Regions from separate parts of the Homo sapiens genome. Here region 2 is linked to region 1. A link is a contact called in ENCODE Hi-C or POLR2A ChIA-PET data. All regions are on one chromosome and are shown on one strand. The core of a region is the stretch at or near the end of the contact, and the rest is flanking DNA. Distances in the headings are between cores, read along the strand shown. Region 1 overlaps GTF2IRD1 (GTF2I repeat domain containing 1). Region 2 overlaps POR (cytochrome p450 oxidoreductase).

Region 1 (5,605 bases), core at 1,128-3,627:
AATTTGAGACCAGCCTGGACAACACAGAGAGACCCTGACTCTACAAAAAATTTAAAATTTAGCCATGTGTGGTGGCACATGCCTGTCGTCCCAGCTACTCGGGAGGCTAAGGCAGGAGGATCACTTGATCCCATGAGGTTGAGGCTGCAGTGAGCCGAGATTGCATCACTGCACTCCAGCCTGGGATACAGAAGGAGGCCCGTCTCAAAAAAAAAAAAAAAAAAAAAAAGTTTTAGGAGACATCAGGTATTGGGACACCCAGTCAGATGACAGAAAAAAACAAACAAACAAACAGCAAAACTGTCCCTTTTTAATCCTGCCCTGCAACTACAGATGGTACAGTTCCGCCTAGAGGCAGGGCTCCACCTCCAGCCTCCTCTGGCCCCCTCACCCCATGCTGTCACTAGGGCAGGGGCTGCAAGAGCCAGCTGGGAATGTCACTGGAGACAAAACCCCACACCTGTGGTCGAGCTCTTCCCAGCCTAGCAGCCATGAGTTTCACACTAAATCCTGGCCCACCCCACAGAAGGGCCCTGGGTGCACACAGTCCTCCCAGCCAAGCGATTTGGTGACGCTGTGACGTGTTTCAGGAAGTTCAATTTTAACTCTGTTCCCACCCTTCGCTCCAGGACTTATAATTCTATAAATTAATCCTGAGTTAATTATCCCAAATGCAAAGATTTACATGCAAAGATGTTTCCCCAAAGCTTTCACTTGGTACATCCACAGATACACACACCCACATATAAACAAGGAGTAGGTGCAGGCAACCTGATGCCCAGCAGAGGCTGATTCCAACACTGGACAGGATGACCTCAGGGGCATACACAGTGCAGCCCGGGATGCAAACTCCAGACCGTGCATCTCAGGGTGGGATCCATGCCTGACTTTGCTTCCCTCTACTTTTCTGTATTTTCTAAGTCACCTAAGGTAAGTATTACTTTTACAATTTGGAAAGAAACAACAGAAACCTCATCCTTTAAAAACAAAAGCAGGCTGGGCGTGGTGGCTCACTCCTGTAATCCCAACACTCTGGGAGCCAGAGAAGCAGGAGGATTGCCTGAGGCCAAGAGTTTGAGACCAGCCTGGGCAACATCGCAAGACCCCATCTCTAACAAAAAATTTAAAATATGAGCCGGGCGTGGTGGCACGCGCCTGTCGTCACAGCTACTCAGAAAGCTGAGGTGGGAGGATGGCTTGAGCCCAGGAGTTCAAGAATGCATCGAACTGGGATTGCGCCACTGCACTCCAGCCTGGGCGATAGAGCAAGACCTCATTTCTAAAAAAATTTTCCTTTTAAATAAAAAATAGAGCAAAACAAAAAGCAAAACCAACCATCCAACACAGCTGCTCCACCCCATGACAGGAAAGTTGGCCCCAGGCGGGGGCAAAGGGGCAGTCCAGGAAGTACAGGGATTCATGCTGCCTTCCAAGGGGAAGTGAGGGAGCCGCCTGCCTCTTCCCTGGAGGGGCTGGGGGAAGCCGATCTGAGGCCTGGCCATGCGAAGCCCCATCTGCCCTTCATCTAGGCTTCTGGAAGGTAGGGCGTCCTTCCTCCACGTGGAGGACGGGATTTAGGAAAAGGGGCTGTCTCCTCTCAGCTCGGGCTGTGCATCAGGTACTAGGAGCACTCAAAGAGAGCCCCCAAACTCAGGTTTCTCCATTTCTCTCCCGTCCCCCGGGGCGGGCACGGAGGGACTCCGCCGCCGCCGGCAGTATGCGGGGTCCAGGCCGCCCCATGCCTGCTCTACCAGGAGGGGAGGCCAGGATCCGCCGGGCAGACGGCTCCGCGGTTCAGGTTTCCACCCTTGTTATTTAAAGCCTGAGCCTGGCTCCTGGCAGGCGGGCAGGGGCGGCCGCCTGCCTGCGTGACCAGGATGAGAAATCGCAGTCCTGACGCGGGCCTGCGTGCCTATGGCAACTGGCGTTGTGGCCTTGGAGACTAATCTCCGGGCTGTCAGCCGGCGGGGACTCTCCAGCAGGGCCACGGCTCCCTGCAAAGGCCCTTGGCTGGGGGATCGGACAAGGCTCTCTTCCAGTGGAGGAGGGGGCGCTTGCCCCTGCACTGGGGCCCCTGGCCAGGCTCACAGATCCACATGTTCCCACGGCCACAGCCTCCGTCACACACACACGTGGGGACAATCACAGGGGTGGGGACACAGCCACCAGCTCACAGGCACCAATACTCTCTCACACTGTGTCCCACACCGCACAGGGCCCAACAGCAGGTGCTCCTGCCCTTGAAGGATTCCCAGGCTGGCAGGGAAAATGACCAAAAAAATAGACTACTGGGAAAAAAAAAAAAGATTAAAACACAGTGCAAGGATTTGAGCTGAGTGATGGTTACATGAGTATACAAGTCGGGGGAAAATTCATCACACGGGATGCTTAAGATTTATGTACTTGGGCTGGGTGCGATGGCTCACGACTGTAATCCCAGCACTTAGGGAGGCCGAGGCGGGCAGATCACTTGAGGTCAGGAGTTTGAGACCAGCCTGGCCAACATGGCAAAACCCCGTCTCTACTAAAAATACAAAAATTAGCTGGGCATGGTGGACGCGCCTATAAGCCACTCAGGAGGCTGAGACAGGAGAATTGTTTGAACCCAGGATGGGGACGTTGCAATGAGCCAAGACCACGCCACTCCAGCCTAGATGACAGAGCAGGACTCTGTCTCCAAAAAAAAAAAAAAAAAAAAAAGATTCATGTACTCATGTACTTTACTGGAAGTAAATTATGCTTCAGTGAAAGATAAAAATAAGTGGCATGGAAGAAGCCCAGGACGGCGGGTGAGGCAGTCAGGGTGGGGCTTCCTGGAGGAGGTGACACCTGAGCTGCCGGGACCCTCCCAGGGGAGTTGGCGTTTGCAGGTGAGGAGGGGAGACAGGCACTGTGCCCAGGCCCTGCTCTTCTACAAGGGAGGCGCCTTCCCTGCCCCACCGCAGCACCCACCTCCCCTAGAAATAAATGCTGAATAAATAAAGACCTGTTTGAAGGAGTGCCAAATTACTGGCTGCCCAGGAAACCCAACCGCCAGCCTGGGCCGCCCACGTGTCCTGGTCGGGCCTGAGCGGGGCCAGAGGCTGTGGGAGTGGGTGGGTGGGTGGGGAACAAATCCAGCTCTGCATGGCTGGAGTGTGCAGGGCAGGGCAGGAAGTGGTGGGCAGAGACCAGCGTGGCCATTGGGGTGAGGCCAAGGATCTCGGAAGGTCAGCCTCGCTGCAGGGTGTGGGGCAGGGGTGAGACGTGGGCAGTGAGGGGGATCCCAGGAAGCTACGGCGGAGGAACTGTCGGGTCATGCTTGGAGTTGGGGAGCCAGGAGTTGCCAAGTCTCTGCGACAGCCCAGGCCAGAGACAGCCAGGCATGAAGCAGACAGCAGCAGGGGATGGAGGACGGGGCAGAGCTTTGGGACCAGGAGCTGGCGACGGGGGGTCCCAAGGGAGGCACCTGGAATGACCACCAGGTTTCTGATCCCAGGAGTTTGAGACCAGCCTGGGCAACATAGTGAGACCCCATCTCTATAATTTTTTTTTTTTTAATTAGCCTAGTGTGATAGCATGTGCCTGTAGTCCCAGCTACTCCAGAGGCTGGGGTGGGAGGGTTGCTTGGGCCCAGGAGGCAGAGGTTGCAGTGAGCCATGATCACGCTACTGCACTCCAGCCTGGACAATACAGCAAGACCCTATCTCAAAAAAAAAGGTGGGGCTGGTGGCTCATGCCTATAATCCCAGCACTTTGGGAGGCTGAGGTGGGTGGTTCAGTTGAGGCCAGGAGTTTGAGACCAGCCTGGCCAACATGGTGAAACCCCATCTCTACTAAAAGCATAAAAATTAGTTGGGCGTGGTGGCATGTGCCTGTAATCCCAGCTACTCAGGAGGATGAGGTGGGAGGATCGCTTGAGCCCAAGAGTTCTAGGCTACAGTGAGCTATGATCGCACCACTGCACTCCAGCCTGGGTGACAGAGCAAGACCCTGTCTCTAAACACACACACACACACACAATGCTCAAACTTTCCTCTCCCCACTGAGCAAAAGGGTGATGGTAATTCTACTGCTCTCAGCTCTGTGAGAGCCCCACGTGAGAATGTGTGAACAGGGCCTGGCGCTGGGCCTGGGGACACCAAGTGCCCGCTCACTTAACAGCAGTGATGACGGGGACGATTGCTCAAGCTGACATCACCCGCCGAGCTGCTGTCCACCCCTGACATCAGGTCCCGTGTTGCTCACAGTATATCTCTGTCCCTCCACGCAAGGGGCGGTTGGGGAGTGCTGGGTGGGAAATGCAGGCTTGGCACCCAGCTAGGGGTCAGGGAACCCGGGCATTTGGTGCCCCCAGTTCTGGCTGAGCCCCGGAGGCTTATCTGAGCTCATGTGCATGGTGCAGAAGTATTTATTTGTTCTCAGGCAGGCATCTGAAAAGCGTGGGGGCTGGGTGTCAGGAGACAGTGGGAGGAAACCAGCTCTGGGGCGGTGCCAACCCCTGGGGCCAGGCAGTGCAGGGGGGCCCTGGGATCCTGTCTCCCAAGAACCCTTCGCTTGCCAGACATAAACATGCCTTCTCAGAACAACACGGATGAGGAACATCAGGCCTTTTCTTGTCGGGAAAAGGCTGGACGGAAAAAAGCCCATTACTCGTGGGTGATCTAATCCTGGGGCGCTGGCTCACGGGGCCCCCAGCCCTGCCCGCCTGAGCCGGCTCACTCCCCGACCTCTACCCACCCATGCCCCTGCAACCACTGAGCCAACGGGTGAGGACAGGTGTCCCAGGGCAGGCTATGCCCTGCAGTGGGCTGGGGAACAGCCCACCTGCTATGTAAAACCTCAGCACTAGCACTGCCCCTCCCTGGGCCTCAGTTTCTCCATCTGTCAATGGAGAACCTGGGCTAGAAGTTGTCTGAGGGCCTTGCCATCCTTGGCCCCAGATGGAAGGATCCCCATGCCCCCTCCCTCCCCTGGCATCTGGCCTCCCCACCTGCCCTGACCTACTCCAAAGCATTCATTATAGTCACCCCATTCCAGTCACCCAGCCCTGCCCTGCCCCGTCCCACCCCAAATGCCCTCTGGCCCTCCCCGCACCTCTTTTTTTTTTGGACACAAAAAAAAAACTGTCGCCCAGGCTGGAGTGCACTGGTGCGATCTTAGCTCACTGCAACCTCTGTCTCTCAGGTTCAAGTGATTCTCCTGACTCAGCCTCTTGAGTAGCGGGGATTACAGGTGCGCACTGGCATGTGTGGCTAATTTTTGTATTTTTAGTAGAGATGGGGTTTCACCATGTTGGCCAGGCTGGTCTCAAACTCCTGGCCTCAAGTGATCCTCCCTCCTCAGCCTCCCAAAGTGCTGGGATTACAGGCGCGATCCACCACGCCCAGCCCCGTTCTTGCTTTAAACACTTGGATGCCCCATCTTCCAGAGCCCTTTCATCTTCTAGTCCCCATTCCAGAGGCTTCCCTATTTCCAGTCTTGGGCCTACCCACATCCTCAGCCCTTGTTCCCGTCTTTTAGATGCTGTGGGACGCTGACTAAGTGCTCATTTTCACCACACCTGTTAGGACCCAGTCCCTGAACGGGGGTGAATCAGGCCCACTCCTTGCCCTGGAGCTCCTGG
Region 2 (5,605 bases), core at 1,070-3,569, 1.5 Mb before region 1:
ACCCAAGGCCCTGCTGGGGGCTCCAAGAAGCAAAGTTCACGGGCTTAGCCCGAGAGGGCCCACACTGGACTGCTCTGAATGGGCTCCATTCCATCGGAGGACCTCAGACCTGGATTTGCATGGGGGACCTGATTATTTATAGGCAGAGAAGAGGGTGCATGAGGCCTTCCTGGTCTCCAGTCCAAATTCCTTCCTTTGGAAGCAGGGAAATGCAGCGTGCAAGTCCTGGACCAGAGGGGCCACCAGTGCCTAGGCCTGGCTGAGTCCCTCGCCAGAGACAGGGGCAGCAACCCTGGGAATGGCTGACCTTGCTGTTAACTCCAGGCAGCCGCATCTTCAGGCCTCCAGCAGGTCCCCGCCAGGAGGAAGTCTCCCACACTCGAGTGAGGGTGCAGGCGTCCCCTGGCCAAGGGGCATGAGGGCAGTCTGCCGCCAGGGACAGTGTCAGGAACTGACCTTCTCAGAGCGGGCTCCTCAGGTGGAGACGAGTACGTGCACCCCATGGCTTCTCACTCTCAGCTCCAGGACTTAAGGAAAAAGGAGGGTCACAGCTCTCTCCTGGACACCAGCAGGGGCCAGCAGATGGAAAGTTCGGCCCTGTGCATCCCCTGTTCCGTACTGGTGAGGAAGTTGCCTGGGCCCGTGGCCTCAAAGTGCTCCTGGACACCCCAAAGTCCTCTCGGAATTTCCCTGAGCTCCTGCCTGCGTCTGCCCCCATGAGCCCAAGAACTCTGCAACATCTGGAGCCCCAGCAGGCAGGACTCAGGATTCCAGAGTGAAGCCTCCCATGAGTCCCTGCACCGGGCACACACCCCTCCTCCCTCTGTATGGACCGAGGGAAGGAGAAAACCTTTCCAACCCCGACTCGGGTCTCCTTGGTAACTGTTTATATCAGAGCCCTTCTCCCCACGCCCTCCCCGTTTCCCATTAAAAAAAAAAAGGAAGTCATGTCTGCGGAACAAAGCTCTTCTAGGCTCTAGAAGACAGCCTGCAGGTTGCTATGGCAGGGCTGCACTCCATAAAGGAAGCCACACTGATCCCACTGCCAGGGCGCCACACAATCACATTAAATTAAGTCTGGTCCCTGTCTTCCCCCACACAAAAGAATTGCGGGCAAACAGAGCTTAAGACACTGGGTCCATGTCAGCGGGAAGCATCCTGTGTGCCATGAAAGACACACCTTCCCCTCCCATCAGGGCAGTTGGGGAAATGCCTGGCAAGGTGGGCTCCGTTTGCAGTGGTGATGTTCTGTCTTGGGGAGCACCCTTCTGAGGTTCCCGAGTGCAAACAGCCCATCCGAAAGCCCAAGGCTCGGCGGAGTGCAGTGGCTCACACCAGTACAGCACTTTGGGAGGCCGAGGTGGGTGGACGCCATAGCTCAGGAGTTTGAGGCCAGCCTGGGCAACATGGCGAAACAGCCTGTCTCTACCAAAAATACAAAAATTAGCCGGGTGTAGAGGTGTGCGTCTGTGATCCCAGCTACTTGGGAGGCTGAGGTAGGAGGATCACTTGAGCCTGAAGGCTGAGGTGAAGGTTGCAGTGAGCCAAGATTGTGCCACTGCACTCCAACCTGGTTGACAGAGTGAGACCCTGTCTCAAGAAAAAACAAACAAAACCAGAAAGCCCAAGGCTCCAGCCGTACAGAGGTGGCAGCTGTCCCAGGCCTGGAGCACACAGACCACGTGGCTCCAGAACGGAGCATGAAAGGTTCCAATTAAGGCTCTCCACGCCTAAATTGGGAGCAGGAGTCTTTCTGGGTTCAGGATCAGAAGTCAGCTGTAGTCCACTGCGTGGGGAAGATGAGGGAGGGCGGGAAAAGCACTGAGTCACTTGGACCGAGATGAACCGAGATGTGCGGTTCATTTTGTTCCCGTCACAGGCGACGCTGAGGAACATTTCTGGAAACTGCAAATCCGGTTGGATTTTCTGCAGCGGACTCGATTTCTCCTGAGACTGTCCCCTGCCCTTAGCAACACATGGGGAAGCTGCTTTGGACCAGCTCCCTTTCAGAACCTAGCGTCTACTGCCAAGTTCTCCAGGCTCCAGGGTCATGGGTGCCCACGGCGAGAGAAGGGGTGGCGGCTGAGGCACAGAGGCACGATGGCAGCAGAGCTGGGGGCAGCCTGCTCTGGCAGGACGGAGAGTGGGCTCTGCTAGGCGGACCCAGATTTCTTGACCTTCAGAGCCTTGTGGCATGGGGCTAATGGTTGGAAACGCCAGTCTTTGGTGAAAACAGAAAGTGGTTTGCTGGAGCTCAGACAGAAGCCAGCAGCTGTCTCTGCGGACAGGGACTCTGATGAACACGTGGGGAGGGCAGCTGCTGGAGACAGCTGGCTACAGGCAGGGGGAGGTGAAAGCAGGTGTGAGTGGCCACAGGTCAGAGACAAAACAGGCGAAGGGAATGACTTCTTACTGAGTGCCTACTGCATGCTGGCTAGCATTCAAGAAGCTTTCTATTTTATTTTGTTTAATCCTCACCACCCTGTGCAGTGCGCAAGGGTTTCTATCCACCTTGACAAGGCAGTGAGGCTCAGGGTGGGTGAAGCGGTAATTCAACTCCAGGCCTGTGAAAGCTCCAGGGCCCAGTGGCCCAGCACCCGGGGTTCCTGTCTGCTCCCCAAGCAAGGTGCACCTCCCCCGGCTTTACCCTGTCTGCAGTGCGCCCCGGGCACGTTCAGGCAGCACATCTCACAGCCCTTCCCAAGGATCCTGGGGCCGTGTCCTCAGGATGCTCTAAGGCTCTGGTGGGCTGCCGCTCCCTCATTCCCCCCGACCATGTCCTCCAGCACGTGTTCACATCAGGACTCCGTGAGCAAGTCTGTGAAGCTCAGAAAGCCTGCTGTGCTGTTCCACACACGCAAAAGCCTTGATGCTCTTCTGACGACCTCAGCAGTGACCCTGAGCCAGGGGGTGGCCAGGACTAGGGCTAATTTTCCGGAGACAGAGAAGAGAAACTCAGGGTTATTCAGCCCATCGGTGACAGAAAGAAAAGGCCATACCCTCAGACAGTAAGATCATCTGATCTGGCACAAAGTGGCTCTGCTATTGTGTGCAATCAAAGGGGATGGAAAGGAGGGGTGGGCTGGGGTGGCCATGACAAGAGCTAGGGGTCCGAGGGAGCAAAAGCGTGGTGCAGGAAGCCCCAGGCTGGAATCCCAGCTCTCATGTGCTAACGTCAGCCTTGACCAGGTCACTCACCCTCTCCTGGGATCAGCACTGCCATTTGTAAAATGGAGATAAGAACATCACCTCTGGTGGGTGATGAGGGTCCCAGAATTATGTTTTCAAAAGCACTGGCTTGGAGCCCTTTCTCTGATCCACTGACACCTGCATTTGCACTCGGCTCTCCATCTGTGCCGAGCGGCCCTGGTCAATTTCTGCTAGGCTGAGGCCAGCAGCCTCCTGGCCCATCTTCCTGCTTCCAAGTCAGCTCCCTCCACTCCAGCTCCAAATGGCGCTTCATGGGGCCACCGCTCTCCAGACACCGCCATCCTACACAGGCTTCCCCAGCTCCCTGTTAGCGTCATCCACATATGTCATTTTTTTAAATTGATTTTTTAGTTTTTCTAGAGACGGGGTTCGCTCCGTTGCCCAGGCTGGAGTGCAGTGGCGTGACCACAGCTCACTGCAGCCTCCAACTCCTGCCTCAGCCTCCCAAAGTGCTGCGATGACAGGTCCACACCACCATGCCCAGCTAATTTTTGAATTTATTTTTAAGTTTTTGTAGAGTCGATGTCTTGCTATGTTGCCCAAGCTGGCCTTGACCTCCTGGCTTCAAGTGATCCTCTCGCCTCAGCCTCCCAAGTAGCTGGTATTACAGGTGTAAGCCACCATGCTCAGCTAAGATACGTATATCAGAACATCACACTGTATACTTTGAACTTACATAATTTTAAATATATGTATAAAATTTTTATTTGTCAATTATGTCATTTTAAAGCTGGGAAAAATAAAATTTACAAAGAAAGAAAAATGCTGGCCTGGTGCGGTGGCTCACACCTGTAATCCCAACACTTTGGAAGGCTGAGGCAGGCGGATCACCTGAGGTCAGCAGTTCGAGATCAGCCTGGCCAATATGGTGAAACCCCGTCTCTACTAAAAATACAAAAATTAGCCGGGTGTGGTGGCAGGCGCCTGTAATCCCAGCTACTCGGGAGGCTGAAGCAGGAGAATCGCCTGAAGCCGGGAGGCGGAGGTGGCAGTGAGCCGAGATTGCGCCATTGCACTTCAGCCTGGGGGACAGGAGCGAGACTTAGTCTCAAAAAGAAAAAAAGAAAAATGCTTAGGCTGGGCATGGTGGCTCACGCCTGTAATCCCAACACTTTGGGAGGCTGAGGTGGGTGGATCACTTGAGGTCAGGAGTTCAAGACCAGCCCGGTCAACATGGTGAAACCCCATCTCTACTCAAAATACAAAAATTAGCTGGGCGTGGTGGCAGGCACCTGTAGTCCCAGCTACTCAGGAAGCTGAGGCAGGAGAATCACTTGGACCCAGGAGGCAGAGGTTGCAGTGAGCCAAGATTGTGCCACTGAACTCCAGCCTGGGCCACAGAGTAAGACTCCATCTCAAAAAAAAAAAAGAAAGAAAGAAAAAGAAAAAAACTTAGATGCTCTGATAAATATATATAATTTTTGTCATTTATACCTCAATAAAGCTGGGGAAAAAAATCCATACCCCTTGGAAGGTCCCAAGGCCCTCTAAGATGCTCTCCTGTGTCAGCTCCCTCCATGACCTGACTTCCTTGGTGACCCCAACTCCTTTTATGACCTCTGACCCCCCACGACCCCTGACTCCCTTGGTGACCTGTGCCTGGGCTCTACCAGCATGTGGCTCCCTTGGAACAGCCCCGCGTGTCCTCACCTCCCAGCCTCCACACTTGGCCTCCTAGGCTCCTGTGGGGGCATCTCATCCCTGACACACCCCCAATGGGGGATACCCCTCCTCTGCATTCCCACCACCCCCAGGCCAGTAGAGCACATGTCCCACTGTGCCATCCACAGCTCCCTCTCCTGCACCCGACAGGGCCCAGTGAAGTCAGGAGGTCAGACAACATGCGCTCTGCACGGCAGTACCCGACAGTTCCCGACAGCCCATGTCTGGAGTTTCAAGCACTTGTCAGAGTGACAGAAACCTCCCCCATCTCATCAGGGACCAGGAAAGGAAGGAGAGGAGGCGAGGTCCCTTTGGAGGTCAGATGGCAGCAGAAAACCCAGAGCTGTGCTTGCAGAAGTGGCAGAAACACCCTGGCCCATGTCCTCGCCGTTCCCACAGCAGCGGGAGGCAGTGGGCCCCCTGCACCGTCTACTCTCGTGGCCACAGGCTTCCCCTAATGCTTTCCTCTTTGTCAGTCTCATTTGTATTTCTCTTTTCATGCTCGATGGAGCCAAGGACCTCACTACAGAGAAAGTGACCCTGAACTGGATGTGGCAAGACCCCCAGATCCACTTCCCATCTGTTGGCACTCAGGAGATAAAAAACAGACACGTGATGCTGGCAGCCCTGACCCCTGGCCTCCCGGGCTTTCTGTCAAGAACAGGCCCCAAAAGGAAGGTCACTCAGGAAAATGAGATCTTTTGTGGCTTTTCAAAAGCAATCTCCAGGGGGA

The links. Hi-C counts contacts between places; a loop is a spot of excess contacts on that map. ChIA-PET counts read pairs that join two places held with the same protein, here RNA polymerase II (POLR2A).
Region 2: a loop to region 1 is called in a map of gastrocnemius medialis, with 3 times the contacts of the local background. The contact joins two enhancer-like sites. A Hi-C loop is called at or near these places in 1 of 168 maps with a recorded cell type or tissue (gastrocnemius medialis). POLR2A ChIA-PET finds 5 or more read pairs at or near these places in 2 of 52 experiments (HEK293 and activated CD4-positive, alpha-beta T cell).

Annotation. Positions count from the first base shown.
Region 1 is chr7:74,476,848-74,482,452 of GRCh38, reverse strand. All of the region lies in intron 1 of GTF2IRD1 (GTF2I repeat domain containing 1), which reads right to left. Among named protein-coding and RNA genes, the nearest start is that of GTF2IRD1, 26 kb to the right of the region's middle. RefSeq lists enhancers at 1,905-1,954, 1,965-2,014, 2,065-2,114, 3,375-3,957, 3,958-4,539. Within about 2 kb of position 2,377, at least 29 of the 41 ENCODE cell types and tissues checked have a DNase peak (open chromatin) inside an H3K27ac peak, as active enhancers do; they include gastrocnemius medialis, where a contact is called at or near this core.
Region 2 is chr7:75,962,980-75,968,584 of GRCh38, reverse strand. The region is part of intron 2 of POR (cytochrome p450 oxidoreductase); the gene reads right to left. Among named protein-coding and RNA genes, the nearest start is that of SNORA14A, 22 kb to the right of the region's middle. RefSeq lists an enhancer at 987-1,866. Within about 2 kb of position 2,319, at least 19 of the 41 ENCODE cell types and tissues checked have a DNase peak (open chromatin) inside an H3K27ac peak, as active enhancers do; they include gastrocnemius medialis, where a contact is called at or near this core.